Regions from separate parts of the Homo sapiens genome. Here all the other regions are linked to region 1. A link is an interaction called in ENCODE POLR2A ChIA-PET data of the cell type or tissue named here. Cell type or tissue: A673. All regions are shown on one strand. Each heading gives the region's core, and the rest is flanking DNA. Links, peaks and the distances in the headings are about the cores only.

Region 1 (5,406 bases), core at 115-5,114:
TAATTTGCTCCTAGCATATCCCCATTTGGTAAGTGCCCAAAACCTGCTACTAATGCAAGTCCTCCAAGAACACCTATATCTCAAAGTCCAGGCCCTACTTCTTGGAAGTGATCTCAAACTCCAAGGTCAGGCCTAGCTCCCTTGCTCCTACTTCTGGTCACAGGATCTCACTCTTCTTTGGCTCACTGACTCTTGAAATCCTTTATCTCCCCTATAAGATTTAGTTTTGTGGTATGTATACTGCCAAACTTAAGTAGTCCACAGAATAAGCTGACGCAGGCTTAGAAGTGTTCTATTTTCCAGGATTAAAAAAAAAAAGAAACTTAACGTTACAATTGCAAAAGAAAAAAAAAACCTAGGTAATGCCAGAGATCAGTAAAAAATAAACCAGATGAAAAAGAACTTAATAAATGAAAATGTCTTATTTGGCCCAATAAGTCCTGTTATAAACATAAATACTCTCACTCCTCCCAACAGCTCACTGGCTGCTGGGGTCCACTGTGATAATTTGACCCTAAACAGCTTTCCTTGGCTTTGTCATTACTACAGTGAGAAACACCTGGAAGAACCTATGAGCCAAGGAGTAAAGCAATGAATAAATTTCAGAAATTACCACCAGGGAAAAATGTGGTTTCATGCCCCTTACTTTGTGCTCATTTCAGGTCAACTTGCTCAAAGAACCTCACAATAAATCTGCTGCTATCAGTTCTTCTTACCAACTTTTTATCATTTCTATGTGTATTTTATTTTATTTTTCTTGCTTTGGTGGCTTAAAGATTTTAGTTCTATCATAACAAGGGAAAATATTCTCCCAAAATCTGGAAACTCTATAATGATATAATACTGGAATTTACTGTTTTATTAATGGTGTACTTTATTAAATGTAATTCCCCAAATTAAGAGGTTAATGTGTTTCTTTTTTATATATGACATGTTTTATTAGGAAAATATATTCTCATATAACCTGAAAAAGCATACAGAGCTTTTATTATTAGATGTTAACCCAATAAACCTAATCCATAGCATTTGGCTGAAAAATCTGAAACGCATTTTCCGCTAATATCGTGAAAACAGGTTGATAGCTGAATTTTCCTTACTGCTATTTAAAAAAATCACTCTGTTGATGTTGCATGAAATATGTTACCATACATTTTATCATCAAGTTTTGTCTGTCATGTTCTATTATCCTACTATCATAGAAATATATTATCATAATTATTTTACTAAGATTAGTTCTCCTTTTGACATATTCTGGAGTTTCAGTCTAGTAAGTAACAAGGCTGTCTGTTAAGGAGAAGAAAAGTCTTTAGGAAAATCCTGACAATTTTAAAGTTAGAAAATGTTTCAGAATTAACATAAGATAGATACCAATGACAAAAAAATACAATAATTATTAGGCAAATAATAAGAGCTGTGAATGTGAATTGACAACATTAAAATAGCAATATTTTTGACTAAGGTAAAGCTTGGCATGTTCAAATTTCAAAATACTGGTTTTTTCCCTTTAGATATGAACAAATTGTTTAGACAATTCGTTTCTTTCAATCCTTTGGGGCCTAACAAAACTTTAACATATCCTTCTTTCATACATGGGAAATTGATGTGTCAAAAGTCTGCATCTGTGTTCCTAAGCTTTGAAATGGTGTAATTTTTTTGATATATCTACCCCCATGTCACAAAACCGCATTCTTCCTACCCCTCTTCTCTTCCATACTACATTGATTCTTTCTTTGGGAATAATTATAGTCAGGGAAACACATAACTTTAACCGTCCCAGGTAACATGAGTTGGTGGACTGCTCATGCTCTGTCTGCCCACTCTCAACTTCACATTCCAGGTGTGTTCATGGGAAGCCAGCCTTGGGGGGCATCAGGTGACATGGAGCATTGCAGCCTCTGGTGGGCCAGCTGAAAGGCTCCGTGGTTGAGGCGTCCCAAGCAGCCTTCTGATGAGTTCCTGAATTGCTGAGTAAGATACACAGCTCTTTGTTAAGTTCCAGGAGGCCTAATTGCTTTCAGTACTCCACTCTCTTCCCTGCTCCCAGCCAATCGGCTCTGCTGAGCCCCTGAGTATTCTGGTGGGGCAAGAAAGAGGTGGCTCTTGAGCAGTGTTATACATATCTGGGGAAGCTGGGTTACTCACTCACTCTCCTCTAACTTTCCCTTGTGGAAGGAGTTTCAGTCCAAGGGATATCTGTTGGCACTTAGCTGGGCCCCTCTGCAGGAAGGATGATGCAAGTAAAGTGAAACTGTTTTTCTTACCTCTTCAATGCATCTATTCTTGGCTTTTTTTTTTTTTTTTTCCACTTCAACTGTTTGCTGGAACTTACTGATTGGACTCCTAGACTCCTACAAAGGCACTCTTGCTGTGGGTTTTTGTCCAAATCGGTGCACTGTGAGAAGAACATAGTAGAAACTATTCTGCCATCATGTCAACGTCACTCTCCCAGTGAGGATATATTTAAACTGATGCTGATCTGCACAGGAAAAAAAAAAATGGAAATTTGATCATTGAAAAAAATATGTGTATAACTGTATCTTTTCTCTGTATCTTTTCATTTTTCTACCTAGAAATCGATGTAGTCTTTCTTACCTAAAGTTTCTAAAGTTATTATTCTAGGGCTTAAGTATAAAAAATATTTACCTTTGGGCCTTTAGAAGAATCTAGATCCCCCTGAAGTGGACCCCTGAACATTCTCATTTATTGAGTTGAGGAAAAACGTAAGTTTCTGCATTTTCACAAGGAATTCCAATAATCCTGGTGTGGATATTTCTTAGACCACATCTTTGAATATTTTAAATAATTATCTCCATCAGTATCAAATGCAGTTATGCATTAAGTAACTTATTTTTGTTGATGGCTGATATAGTCTAGCTCTATGTCCCCAGCCAATTCTCATCTTGAATTGTAATCCCTACAGGTTGGGGGAAGGACCTTGTGGGAGGTGATTGAATCATGGGGGCCTTTCCCCCATGTTCTCATGAGAGTGAGTGAGTTCTCACGAGATCTGGTGGTTTTGTGACAGGCTTTTCCACCCTTCTCTGCACTTCTCTCATTCTTCTTCTCCTTCTTGTTGCCATGTGAAGAAGGATGTGTTTGCTTCCCCTTCCACCATGATTGTGAATTTTCTGAGGCCTCCCCAACCCTGTGGAACTGTGAGTTAATTAAACCTCTTTTCTTTATAAATTACCCAGTCTTGGGTATTTCTTCGTATCAGCATAAGAATGGACTAATACAATGGCTTTAAAAATTTAAGCAGATCCTTCACTGAATTATTGATTGGCTCTCATGGTAAAACAGTGTCAAATATTTTTAAAAGGCAGTGTTCTCTAATTCTGTATATAATGTACTTTATTGCTGTGGGTTGTGTTTCCAAATGGAAGAACTCTATAGTTTTAACTGAACCGTAGTGTGTCTCCAGTATTTCTAATTTACATGGAGCTAAGGAAGCTCTACATAAAATAGAAGTAAGAAAGAAGACACAAGGTGTACTAATAACCAACCAGGAGGACTATGTCTTTTTATTTAAATAAGAGGATCTTAAAGACAATGATCAAAGCAAATTCTTCAAAGGACAAAATAAAATGTGAAGGAAGTATCATGGATACCCATTATCCTGCCTAATTTTGACGATATTGTCCAGATGCAGGTCAACTTGCTCCACACTTTACTTGTTTAGAGATATAGTTGCTCAATTAAACTTAAGCAATTTTTTTTTTTTTTTACTAAGACTGATTCTCTGACAGACTCCATAATACTTGTTTTTGTGCTTTGAATCTCGTATTTTTTTAAGTTGGTAACATATGCTAAAAGAAGCTCAAGGAGTTAAAAAAAGGAGAGAAAAGACAAAAGTAATTCTCTCTTTTATACCAGTATACAGTCCTCAGGTCTCCTCCTTGGAAGCAAATGTTATCAGTCATGTCTATTTCTTAAGTTTATTTCCAGAGTATATTGAATATTGTGGAGTGAGGGCGAGTGTGACGTCAGAAGGAATATAAATAAATGCCAGTCAGGAAATGCCCTTGGTTTCAAATTAGCAGGAGACATGCACTAAAGAATGTCTTAGTAACCTAAATGAGTTAATATTACTAAGCAGCATTTTTACCACCAGATAATGACTTAGATAGCAGAGAAAATGTAATGTATTCTTCAAGGATGCATGTATTCTCTCAGGAAAAGTAAATGAAATTTCTCTTAACAAGTACTGCTTTCAGCAGCCAACAGAAATTTAAATGAGAATGCATTTTAGCATAATGAAAATTACCTGAGTTTTAAAATAACCCTTGGGATTGTAGAAACACTGGCAACCAATCAATTGTTCTTGCAGAGCAAGATCAATGACCACCCTCTTGTAGTAATGTGTTTGGAAAACAATTTGGAGGTAAATGGAGAAATTGCTTTCTGTGACCTATTTATGAACTTTCTTTGTAATATCTGACTAAAAAGATTTTTAGAAAGATTAAAAAATATATAATGGCACCAAAAAGGCAAAAGTTGTAACTAATTATTAAGTGAGAATGACTTTGAAAACAAAACTTTAATTGAATACCTACTACTTATAAGTTACTATGCTAGGGTTATAAAATAACTTTGAGAAATTTTCAATATAATTAAGAAAGTGACATATATGCGAAGAGTATAATCTTTATCTAATACAGTATCTATTTAGAAAATGAGACAGAATTAAGTGGACTCTGTAAATCAGATTCTCTTCAGACCTATGCTACTCTTGGTGTCTTTTTTGCAAAGTGCAGTAGGTCATCTGGGTTAATGGGACCACTAGCAGTTAGCAGGTAGATGGGCAGTGCCCACTGCTGAGATCAGCCAGATGCTCTGCTAACACATACCAAATTTTAAGAGTTTTAGTTCTTTTTTTGGGCTATGTTTCTATCAGAACTTACCGACAGCCTAGGTTAAAAATTTATTTTTGGTAAAGTTACCAATAACTAATCTTTGGTCATTAGAATTCATGTAGGTGCAAATGTATCATTTCTCTTTAGGCAAGATTTCATTCTCTGTTGCACCGTAGATTTGTGTTTATATTTGTGCTTATATTTTAATGTGATGAGACTTTTCTTCAAATAAATTTTATAATGGTTTTGAATTCAATAATATGATAACCCATTTTTCTTGTGCAAGTTCACAACCAATTCAGAGAGAGAGGGAATCACAATGACAGTAGATAAAAATGTCAGTTTTATTCTTGATAAAAGCTAGATTGGAGTACATGGATTCATTGCGCAGTAATAATGGACATGTCCTCCAGTTTTAAACTAGGCAGACTTTTCCACTCAGTCTTTAGAGCAGCTGGGCAACCACAGGTTTTCCCCACTGGGGCAGGTCCTTTACCACCTGTATGGGAGCACCCTAGAATATACGCATTCTGCCGAGTTATCCTTATAAAGG
Region 2 (5,406 bases), core at 97-5,096, 350 kb before region 1:
ATCTATCTCTGAATAGGAGAGAAGATTTGTTCCTCTTGTTGACTGACTGTTTTTATCCATTTTAGGAAAGCGATTGTGCTCTTCCCCGGTCTTGTTCAGGCTAAGCAGAGTTAAACCCACAAACTTTGGAGTCCAATAGAGATAAGATTCCTCCTTGCCCTTCCTATTTTTGTGATCTTATTGAACCATTCTTAGTTTCCCTTTCTGTAAAATAGCGATGAAGCAACTGACCTTCCGTAGCTCTGAGGATTAAATAACAATGCAGGCTCTTGACAGATGTTAGCTACTATTTTTATTTTTTTCAACTATTCTTATGTAACATAAATCCTTAAGAGCTAGAATAGATACAGATAAATTTGATTTGAATCCATTTTTTTTAAAGCAAATACGTAATTCCCGGAAATTTCTGGAAGTGTGTGTGTGTCTGTGTCTGGGTCTGCATCTGTGTGGGGTGCAGTTGTGTTTCTCTGGCATCTCTGGCTCTGGCATTTTGTCTCCACTTAAGTTTTGCTTTTTGTTTTGTCTTTATTCCTAGATAGTCAATCTAAACATGAAGTTTAACCTCTTTGATCTGATGCACACCCACACGCAGGCACGTGCAGGCATGTGCGCACACACACACACACACATCCACACACACACACACCCATGTCAAGTCTCTGAACATGCAACAACTTTGATAAAGGGTTGGGAGATTAAGAGAACTTTATTTTGCAGCACATGAAAACTGAAAATTCAATATCTGACATTTTTATTCTAAAACATTTTCTTGCATCAGCTACGTGTCTTTTTGCCAACTCTCTTTTTTCCTCTTCTTGCTCTCCAGACCAAAACTACCAAAATTCCTCTGAGAATATCTTCCCTAATTAAAATAATCAAATTTGTAAGACTTAATTGGTTAAAATCTAAGAATAGTAGTGATCAGTTTGTCTCTAATTAATACATTCCTTTTGGGGTGGATCTTATTCCTTCATAAAGATTCCATAACAAAATAATGTTATTCTGTAGAGAGCTTTCTGCACTGCCAATTTGAGAAGGCAATGCAGCTATTCACAGAAGATCTTTAAACAAGAGCAGTTTTTATTACTTTGAAATCACTTGCAGATGTTATTCACTATCTTTGCAGTTGCCATAAGATCAAACTCAGATATGGCACTTGTTACAGCCATCTGTTTAATGCTTCATTGAGAAACTTCATCATTCCAGCTTTTTCAGGATTATTTTTGTGAGCCCAAATCTCTGCAAAGGTGAATGTTTAAAACCTAAGTACTTACTTTTGGAGTTTAAAGTCTGTCTTCACTGCTAGATGAGACAGTAAGCTATGTGAGGGCAGGCATCCTGGCTGTGTTGTTTCCTGCTGTTTGCACATCCCTTGGCACAATGTATGCCACATGATAGAGTTTCAATCAATGTTGGTTGAATGAATGAATGCATGAACACATTTTTAAGATATGGTACATAATAAAAATGCAAAAAGGACCCTTAATTTATTTTTAGATAAGGAAGCCAGGGCCTTAATAACTGTTTAAAGTGCCCAGCTTTTAGAAATCAAGACCAAAATTTTAATGATTATAAGAAATTATTTTGGAAATGGTTGAGATCTTTCTACTACTCATGTCAGAATAATAACTTGGTGAACAATAGTACTGGAGTAACCTGTTATTATTTGAATAAATGTAGATAGAATTTTTACAAGACCTTTCTGTTAGATTTAAACACACAGCTGCCCCTCCCCACCCTCCCTCTGACTCCCTGTCAAAGGTCAAAGGCAGATTAGCATAGAGGTCTTGGGGGGAACTCTGAATTCAGGCGGTCTGAGCTCAAATCTTTACTCTGTACATCCCGAATCATGTATTCCTGGCAATCTGAATAACTCTGCTTCAGTTCCTCACTTGGAAAATAGAGGTTGTAATGTACCCGCATCCTAGTGTTACTTTATATTTCTATTCAACAGTGCCCTTTCTTTCCCTGCCCGCTTTGCTTTGCTTGCCTGCCTGCCTGCCTGCCTGCCTGCCTTCCTTCCTTCCTTCCTTCCTTCCTTCCTTCCTTCCTTCCTTCTTCCTTCCTTCCTTCCTCTCTTTCTTTCTCTCTCTCTTTCTCTGTTTAGCTTTCTTGCTTGCCAAAGTGGCATCCCCTTAATTGCTTCCTTTTTTCTATAATAATATCCTAATCTACTTTATATGAAGTTGAAACAAAATTGATTCAACTTTTTCTTGGCCTTCAAATGGGTGTTTCTAGCCCCCTCAAAGAAAATGTAGTAAATTTAAATGAGCAGGGAAATATAATGTTTAAACTATGATTTGGATTATCCTTTGTTTTCTATATGGAGCCCTTTTTCCCCCAAGCTGAGCAGCACTATGGTAGCTATCACATTGTTATCGCTACTGCTTTGTTTTATTCATTTTAAGACACATATGTTTTTCACATTTCAACATCTCTGAAACTGGGATGCATTGTAAAATCTACAGAGCCTTGTAGCTACTGTCAGTCATGCATCAAAGAGACTTTGTCATTCTTTGTGTGTGCATGAATTAAGTCCTGGCTGTACATATTGTCCTTTCACTGTACTTCTGTGCATTGCCAATACTACACATTGTTTAATCGTGATTTAAAATGTCTAAGCCTGGCACAATGGCTCACGCCTATAATAACAATGACTTGAGAGGCTGAGAAAGGAGATTGTTTGAGGGTAGGACTTTGAGAGCAGCGTGAGCAACATAGCAAGACTCCATCTCTAAAAATATTTTTGAAACATTAGCTGGTGTGGTGGTGCATGCCTGTAGTCCTAGCTGCTCAAGAGGCTGAGGTGGGGGATCACTTGAGCCCAGAAGTTCAATGCTGCAGTGAGCCATGATGGTATCACTACACTCCAGCCTGGATAGACAGAGTGAGACCCCAATATTTAAAACTTTAAAATATATTAATCTATGATTTGGCATTACAATTAAAAGTTATGTAGAAAAGCAAAGAAACTGCAGTAAGACTTTTTTTTTTTTGAGACGGAGTCTCACTCTGTCACCCAGGCTGGAGTGCAATGCCGTGATTTCAGCTCACTGCAACCTCCACCTCCCAGGTTCAAGCGATTCTCATGCCTCAGCCTCCTGAGTAGCTGGGATTGTAGGCACCTGCCACCATGCCTGACTAATTTTTGTATTTTTAGTAGAGATGGGATTTCACCATGTTGGTTAGGCTGGTCTTGAACTCCTGACCTCAGGTTATATATCCACCTCGGCCTCCCAAAGCGTTCAGATTACAGGAACGAGCCACTGCATCTGACCATAAGACTCTTAATGAAACAAATATTCATTATTGCATGAATAACCACAATTCCATTCTTTTATTTGAAAACAAATTCAAGTGTTTTGTGGAAACTGATGGAGTTCAGAAAATATATAAAATAATGCTGTATCATATAACTGGTGTCATCTTATATTCATTGAAATAAAGTAAATTTTTAGAGGGCCCAAAATTGCAATACATTTTAAAGGTATATTACTTAAGTGCTTCCCATGTATAACACAACAAATATGCTGGATGTTGTATGAGTCTCCTAAGGCTGCCACAAAATCACCACAAACTAGGTCACTTAAAATAACGGAAATTTATTGTCTTAACAGTTCTGGAGGCTAAATGATCAAAATCAATGTGTCAGCAGGGCCCTGCTCCCTCTAAAACCTGTAGGGGAAAATCTTTCCTTGCTTGTTCCTAGATTCTCATGGTTACCATCAATTGTTGGCATTCTTCAGTTTACAACTGCATCACTCTAATCTCTGCTTCTGTTGTCTCATGGCATTCTGCCTGTGTGTCTGTATTTTGACGTCTTCTTTACCTCTTGTAAAGACCCCAGTTATATTGAATTTGGGTCTAATCCAATGACTTTATCTTAATTTAATTACTTCTGTAAAACTAAACTTTCCAAATAAGATCACATTCACAAGTACCATAAGTTAGGAGTTCAACATGGTTTTTTTTTGACAGACACAATTCAACCTCTTAACGGATGCTATTTTGGAAGAGAAAAGATGACATAAGTATATGTTCAGCCCAAAAATTTATTTCATTCTGGTAGAAGAGAATACACACACACACACACTCACACACACACACACAACCACGTGCATGCATACACAAACACACAACAGGACAAGCTGTAAAGAAATAGCTATCATAAGAAAACGTAGGCAAAAAGCCAGAAGAGTTAAAAGGAAGAAAATATTACTTTAATAGTACTTGTCTTCTAGTAACTTCCATTCCAAACAATGCATAGAACCATAAACATGTTGGGACTTTGTCTACTAGCACAGCAGTGTTCATTAAATAATTAACTAATTCCATTTCTTGATGTTTAATATGTAATAGTGCTATGTTCTCCTCTATAGATAACCTAAGAACTTATATCTAGATTTATTTACAACTTCCAATAATGATCACCGCTTCCCATTTAACCTGTGAGGTTAGTCATAAAAAGATTATTTTTAGTATTTAATATAGAAATGTTAAATATAAAGTATGTAAGAATAAAACAATTCTATTTTTTAATATTAACTTTACTCCAGGGACTTGAAATAAATAATATATTTTCCTTTTTTAAAGGAAATCAGTTACCTTTTTTAAAATCAAGAATTTACTTAGATGTATGTTGGAAGTACCTAATTCAACAATGAAAATAAAGTTGGCTTTTTCTAAAGTTCTGGGGTTTTTTGTTTTAATTGGATGCTGTGAGTCCAATTAAAACATCTCTATAATATGTGTTTTATGTTGATTTTCTTGGAAAGATCGAAGAATCACTCAGGCTCAGTTTAGCCCTACATAAAATTTATGTGGTGGGCAGATTTAAGGTGGTCCTTAAATCTCATCCATGTCCTTGTATAAATAATCCCCTCTTTTGAGTGTGGGTGGAACGTATTACTTTCTTCTAGCCAGTAGAATATGGCAAAAGTGATCAGATGTCATTACCGTGATTATTACGATTTATACAAGATTTTGTCTTGAAAGTGGACATACTAGTGAGACCCTCCCCCAACCCTTTGTGAGTTTTGAAGAAGCAAGCTGTCCTGAATAACTTGCCGTATTGGAGTTCACATGGCAAAAAACTGTGGATGACCCTTAGGAACTAAGAGCTGTTTCCAGAAATAAACTGAAGCCCTCAGTTCTGCAGCCACAAGGAAATCAATTCTGCCAAAACCCAAGGGAACTTGGAAGTGTATCCTTCTCCAGCCAAGCTTCTATGGAGACTACAGCCACAGACAGAACTTAAACTGCAGGCTAGTAAAACCCTAAAGAAGAGAACCAGCTAAGTTGTGCCCAGATTTTCAACCCACAGAAATTATAAAATAATAAATGCATGTTTTTTTAAGTGGCTAAACTTGTGACCACTTGTTACATGGCAATATAAAGCAAATACAA
Region 3 (5,406 bases), core at 97-5,096, 69 kb before region 1:
AACACAGTAGGCCTCCAAGAAATACTTGTCAAATGAATAAATGAATAAACTTAAAATGAAAAATTGAAAAAAGCTATTGAATGTATTGGCCCACAATGGATTAAACATTTCCAAATTGGCAGTGCTGTAACCAGGAGATCATGTTATACAGATGTATTAGGAAATAATGTTTTTATGCATTGTAAAACACAAAATAATGATGACTTATCTTGGTATATATTACTACTCTTCACTTCTTAATAATGGCTTCTATTACCCCTTCCTCACCTGCAAAAATATCAATGAGGAAAAGAACTTTCTATTGTTAAAAGAGTTTATACAATAAATGCTTAGAGCAGTGCCTACATCGTAGTAAATTCTCAGTCAATATCCCCTGTTACTATTATATCATCACTTTTATTTAGTATTTATGGTAAATTTTAATGATAAAATTAATACAATTTTTTTAGTATTATCATACTTGTTAATTATAATTTAAAACTTGGTTTTTCTCTACTGTTTACAGAGTTTTTTCCTTTGTTATTGATTTACAATTATTAAATAAAATTATTAAGTATAGTGACTAATTCCCAATATATATTTGAATATCTTATAGTTACGTAATAAGGAATCTTCAAAGGAGTGAGACCCCAATTCAAAGTTAGGTTTATAGTCTTTGAAAATAAAATATTCTTCCTTTTTTACTTGAAACAAAGGTGAATGTAGAGACTGTATTACAGTAAGTCAATGGACTGAAATTTTTTCCTCTTACCTTTTTAATTCTTAGTTTGATGTCTGATGTAACAAAGCACTTCCAAATTTTAGAAACTGAAGCTTCTTTTAATTTGTGTTTTAATGAACAAGTTTTTTGGAACAACTTTGGCCCATTCAATAAAAAAATTAAAAAATAGTAAAAAGCTTTAGTTTGGTTTGTGTATTATGAAATAAAATTTATTTATTTATTTATGACTGAGTTTTGCTGTTGTTGCCCAGGCTGGAGTACAATGGCATGACCTTGGCTCACTGCAACCTCCACCTCCTGGGTTCAAGAGATTCTCCTGCCTCAGCCTCCCGAGTAGCTGGGATTACGGGCAACTGCTATCGTGCCCGGCTAATTTTTGTATTTTTAGTAGAGACGGGATTTCGCCATGTTGGCCAGGCTGGTCTCGAACTCCTGACCTCAGGTGATCTGCCTGCCTGAGCCTCCCAAAGTGCTGGGATTGCAAGCATGAGCCACCGCGCCTGGCCAAAATAAAATTTATTATTTTTCATTTTCACTTTTTAACAAAGATAACTCGGGGATGGGATGTCATGTTACTTTTAGTCTTCAGAAGTAGAAATCTAAGAATACCAAATAGAATAGAATAGATTAATAGAGTGGGTCATTTACAATTTCAGGTATTTTTTGAATGTAGTTTTTGTTTCATATTATTAAAGCTGAGCCTATTATTAATGGTCATTGTTAATGCAGTTTGAGTTTAATTGTATACTGCTCAGAAGATATTACTGTGACGTATATCATTCTGAAAAATTTTATCAAATTGTTTAGTTCAGTTAGATTTTCCTTTCTTTGGCTACCTTACAAATTATTTTTCACTATTTTTTATGGTTGTAGAGATATAGTACTCTAGGTTAAATTAAATTCAAGAATAGTTAGAGAAATTTTTTTTTTTTAAATAGACAACTGTGGCTCAACCTTGGGTAGTAAGAGCAAAGAAATAACAAATATTTCAAATTTCTAGCAAGTATTTCAAAGAAAACAAACAGAAATTACATCTTCATACTATCACTAAATTGATAGAACCTATGTTGATTACTCATTTAGAACAATTTTGGTTATTTTAAATTAAATAGGAAACTTTAAAATCTTTCTTTTTCTTAGGCAATCAATTGAGGATGATGGACATGCCTGTTTCCTGTTAGTTTATTCCCCAGCAAAACTGTTTATAGTAGCGAGTTTGCGCTGGAGTTTCCAGAGTTCAAGCCCAGGTTCCACTATATGACTCTGGGCAACTTATCCTACATAAGCCTTATTTTAGTTTTTCAAATACAAGTGTCAATAGTGCCTATACTATTATGTTTTATAAACAGCAAATAAAATAAGTAAAGTTCTTTGCACAGTTTGAGGACATATTGACTGCTCAGTAAATACAAGCTCTCATCATTACTTAGTGGCAGAATGTGATCATTATACATAGATTGTTTTCTTTTCTGTCAATTACTAACAATGAAATGAATTCTTAGGTATCAGTCTTTTCTATGGGATTAAGAATAAAGTGTTTATATAGGATTAAAATAAGAATAGTAGATTTAAACTCAGTAAATCAAAGGAATGGATACAGTAAAACACTATATAAGAATTAAGACATTCTCTCAAAGAAAATGTTCACTGCATTTGGATCATTTTAGTTTAAAAATAATTGAATACTATTTTATTTAACTGTTTATACTAAAAGAAATTAGGTTTTTTGATTGTACAGAGACATCAAAATGCTGAAATGGCAAGAGAATTTAATGTTGTAATTGTAAAATTAAATATTTAATGCTCCCATTTAAGTTTACAAGGCCTTGAAGAAATTACCTTCTGATGAAGCTGAATAAGGCTGGAAGTGTCACTGCTGAGAAAATTCTCAGTACTTGGCTCTGAATTGTCTTTTGACACCTTCAGCATTACCTTTGACATTCTTTTCACAGCCTCAACCATTACCAGCTTCCTGATGCCTGTCATAGTATGCATTTTCAGGATTCCAGGGTTTCTGAATCAGAGGAGCTTCTTGCATATTTCATTAGGCACAAAGTTTTTCACACAAAATGGTTAGCTATAACTGGGTCATTGCTACTGAACAAAGAATGACACATTTAATGTCATTTTTCACTGGCAAAATATGTTCTGTACTTACAGTAAAATGTGACTCACACAATGTAAAAAGCTCATATTATTTTCCCTTTGCCTGGCTGTCTCAAAGAGCAAAAACTAAAGTCGTGATTTTTTAAAAATGGATTCTTTTGTGGAGGTACGTGTCCAAAATCTGAAGGAAAACATTACTCATCCAAAACAATTTTTGTAAGTGAAAAACAGTTTTTTTATTTGACTGCTCTTATATGTTGATTTCTAATATTTGTTCTACTTTTAACCATGTTCAAAATGGTGAACTATCAGTTTGTTGTTTTTTACTTTGATGAAATGACGTTAAATCTGAGAATTTTTGACGTTTGATGAGACTTCACGCCACGTACTTCAATTTAGCACCTATCTATCAACTATGCTTAGACAGAGAAACATAATCAAGCCTGTTTCTCATATATAGTAGGGAAAAAAGAAATCACATCCAAACATTTCTAATAGAGGGACTGGGTACTAGTAGAGTGATGCCCAGAACACTACAGTGAAGTCATAATTTTAGAATTACAAATGTAAATCAGATGTGTGAATACATATTTTTATTCCTTATAATTAAAGTTAACTTTTCTGTAGATCTGTTTTTAAACATGATAGTAGAATAAAACACATTTTACAATTGTAACCCAGTTACTTCCCATTTTTAGTTCAGTCTCAGCTTTTTTGTTTCTTTTACTTTCTTCTCAAGGTTACTTCACAATGATGTCTACTCTCAAGCGAGGGTGTTTTCCGTAGAGTCCAGATTGAAGGTCAGGCAAATCTCTACTATTTTCAAAGTCCTTCAGTGACGGATATATTATATGTCAACTTGGCTGGGGCATTGTGCCCATATTTGGTCAAACATTATTCTGGATGTTTCTATGAAGGTTTGTTTTGTTTTGTTTTTTTGGCACAGGGTGAGGGTAGTAAAATTAACATTGAAACAGCTGGACTTTGAGTAAAGCAGATTACCCTCCTTAATGTAGGTGGGTTTCATTCAATCATTTCAAGACTGCAATCGAACAAAAGACTATCTTCCATGGAGTAAGAAGGAACAAGACCAATAGACAGCCTTTAGACTTGAACTGCAACTCTTTGCTGAGTCTCCAGGCTGCCAGGCTACCCCATTAGATTTTCGATTTACCAATCCTCCACAATAGAATGAGCCAAATTAACAAAATAAGTTTCTCCCTCTCTCTATCTCTCTCTCTCTTTCTCCTACACAGCCACACACCCCTATCCCTCTCTTTCCTTCTTTCTCTTACCTGAATGTCCAATAAAATTGCTTCATTATTATACATCCTTCCTTCCCTGTGGTTAATATAAGCTGTTTGAGTCTGCCAATGTTTAAAATGTGATTTTTACAATAAAGCTCTAAAAATCCCATAAAACCTCAATGGGTGTCTGATTCTAGGCACTGAAATCCAGGGCTTTCATTACTATTGTCTATATCAAGGAGAGAGAGGGGGCGAACAGCTCCAAAATCAGAAACTCAATCTACTCTGTTATTTCTCTCTCTCTCTCTCTCTCTTTCTCCCTTTCTCTGTGCTTGTACATATGTGTGTGTACATTTGTATGTGTTTCACCATTTTGGTTTAATGGTGGATGGATATAGGTCAAAAGGAACTAAGAGAGTAAACATTACATTGACTACCTCAAAATATTGTCCCACTACAGGGGTTACTATAGTTTGATAAGAAAATTCATGTTCCCAGTATCTTGAAGGATGCTTTTATGTTTTATGAAATGGCGTAAGCAAATAGTAGGAAATATTCGAGAACTATGACTACCATTGTGTAGATACAGCAGAAAGAACTAGCAAATTATAAAGCAGCAAGGCGTAGTGGGAAATCATGGACTTTAATCAAATCAAATTTGATTTAAATCCTGGTTTGAGTACTAGCTATGCCTTGAACAGGTTTCTGAAACAGCCTAAGCTTTGATTTTCTAACATATATAATGGGGATAATAACAAAATCTGCCTGATAAGGGTTTTTTTGAAAATTAACTTTTTACACATTCTAGTCTTTTAAAAATACAAATTATTTTATACCACTCTTCTGCTTTAAGTGTTTTATTTCCTTACCAACATACTCCATAACTTCTTCCTGCCTCTGCAACCATATTTCACGCCACTTTTGCCCCTTACACTCTAAGATACAGTCATATGGAACATTTTATGGTTCATAATATCTACTGCATTCTCTCACTTTTGGGTTTTGGTATAGATTATGTCCTCTGACTGGAACTCTCCCTCCACCATCTCCTTAGCTTAGACAATGCCTGTTCATCCTTCGAATCATCTAAATGTAATGACAGTTTCTTGGGCAAGCTTTCCTGATCTCTAAATCAAGGTCAGCTCCCTAAGCTCTTGGCTCCCGTACTGAAACTTTTTCTTATGTAACTCTCATAAACACATAGCATAATGTTTTGCATGTTTTTCTTCCCTATCAGTTGCAAGTTCCAGCAGAGCTGATATATTTTCATTTCATTCGCTACTATAGCCCTAGAGCCTGACATAGTTTCTGGCTGTGAATGCTCAATAAATA

What was found. ChIA-PET counts read pairs that join two places held together with the same protein. Peaks named below come from ENCODE experiments on the same cell type or tissue, not always from the same donor. Only the 100,000 strongest peaks of a DNase experiment are listed, where the experiment ranks them.
Region 2: POLR2A ChIA-PET joins it to region 1 with 11 read pairs; 1 of 35 experiments calls an interaction of 5 or more read pairs at or near these places.
Region 3: POLR2A ChIA-PET joins it to region 1 with 9 read pairs; 2 of 35 experiments call an interaction of 5 or more read pairs at or near these places.

Annotation. Positions count from the first base shown.
Region 1 is chr4:164,133,169-164,138,574 of GRCh38, reverse strand. All of the region lies in intron 1 of MARCHF1 (membrane associated ring-CH-type finger 1), which reads left to right. Among named protein-coding and RNA genes, the nearest start is that of MARCHF1, 250 kb to the left of the region's middle. In A673, for the core only: no CTCF peak of the experiment used is centred there; a DNase peak (open chromatin) is centred at 2,134; H3K27ac peaks cover 2,178 bases.
Region 2 is chr4:164,478,695-164,484,100 of GRCh38, reverse strand. No RefSeq gene overlaps it. Among named protein-coding and RNA genes, the nearest start is that of MARCHF1, 97 kb to the right of the region's middle. In A673, for the core only: no CTCF peak of the experiment used is centred there; DNase peaks (open chromatin) are centred at 1,120, 2,150 and 2,320; H3K27ac peaks cover 4,215 bases.
Region 3 is chr4:164,201,976-164,207,381 of GRCh38, reverse strand. All of the region lies in intron 1 of MARCHF1 (membrane associated ring-CH-type finger 1), which reads left to right. Among named protein-coding and RNA genes, the nearest start is that of MARCHF1, 180 kb to the left of the region's middle. In A673, for the core only: no CTCF peak of the experiment used is centred there; a DNase peak (open chromatin) is centred at 2,711; H3K27ac peaks cover 882 bases.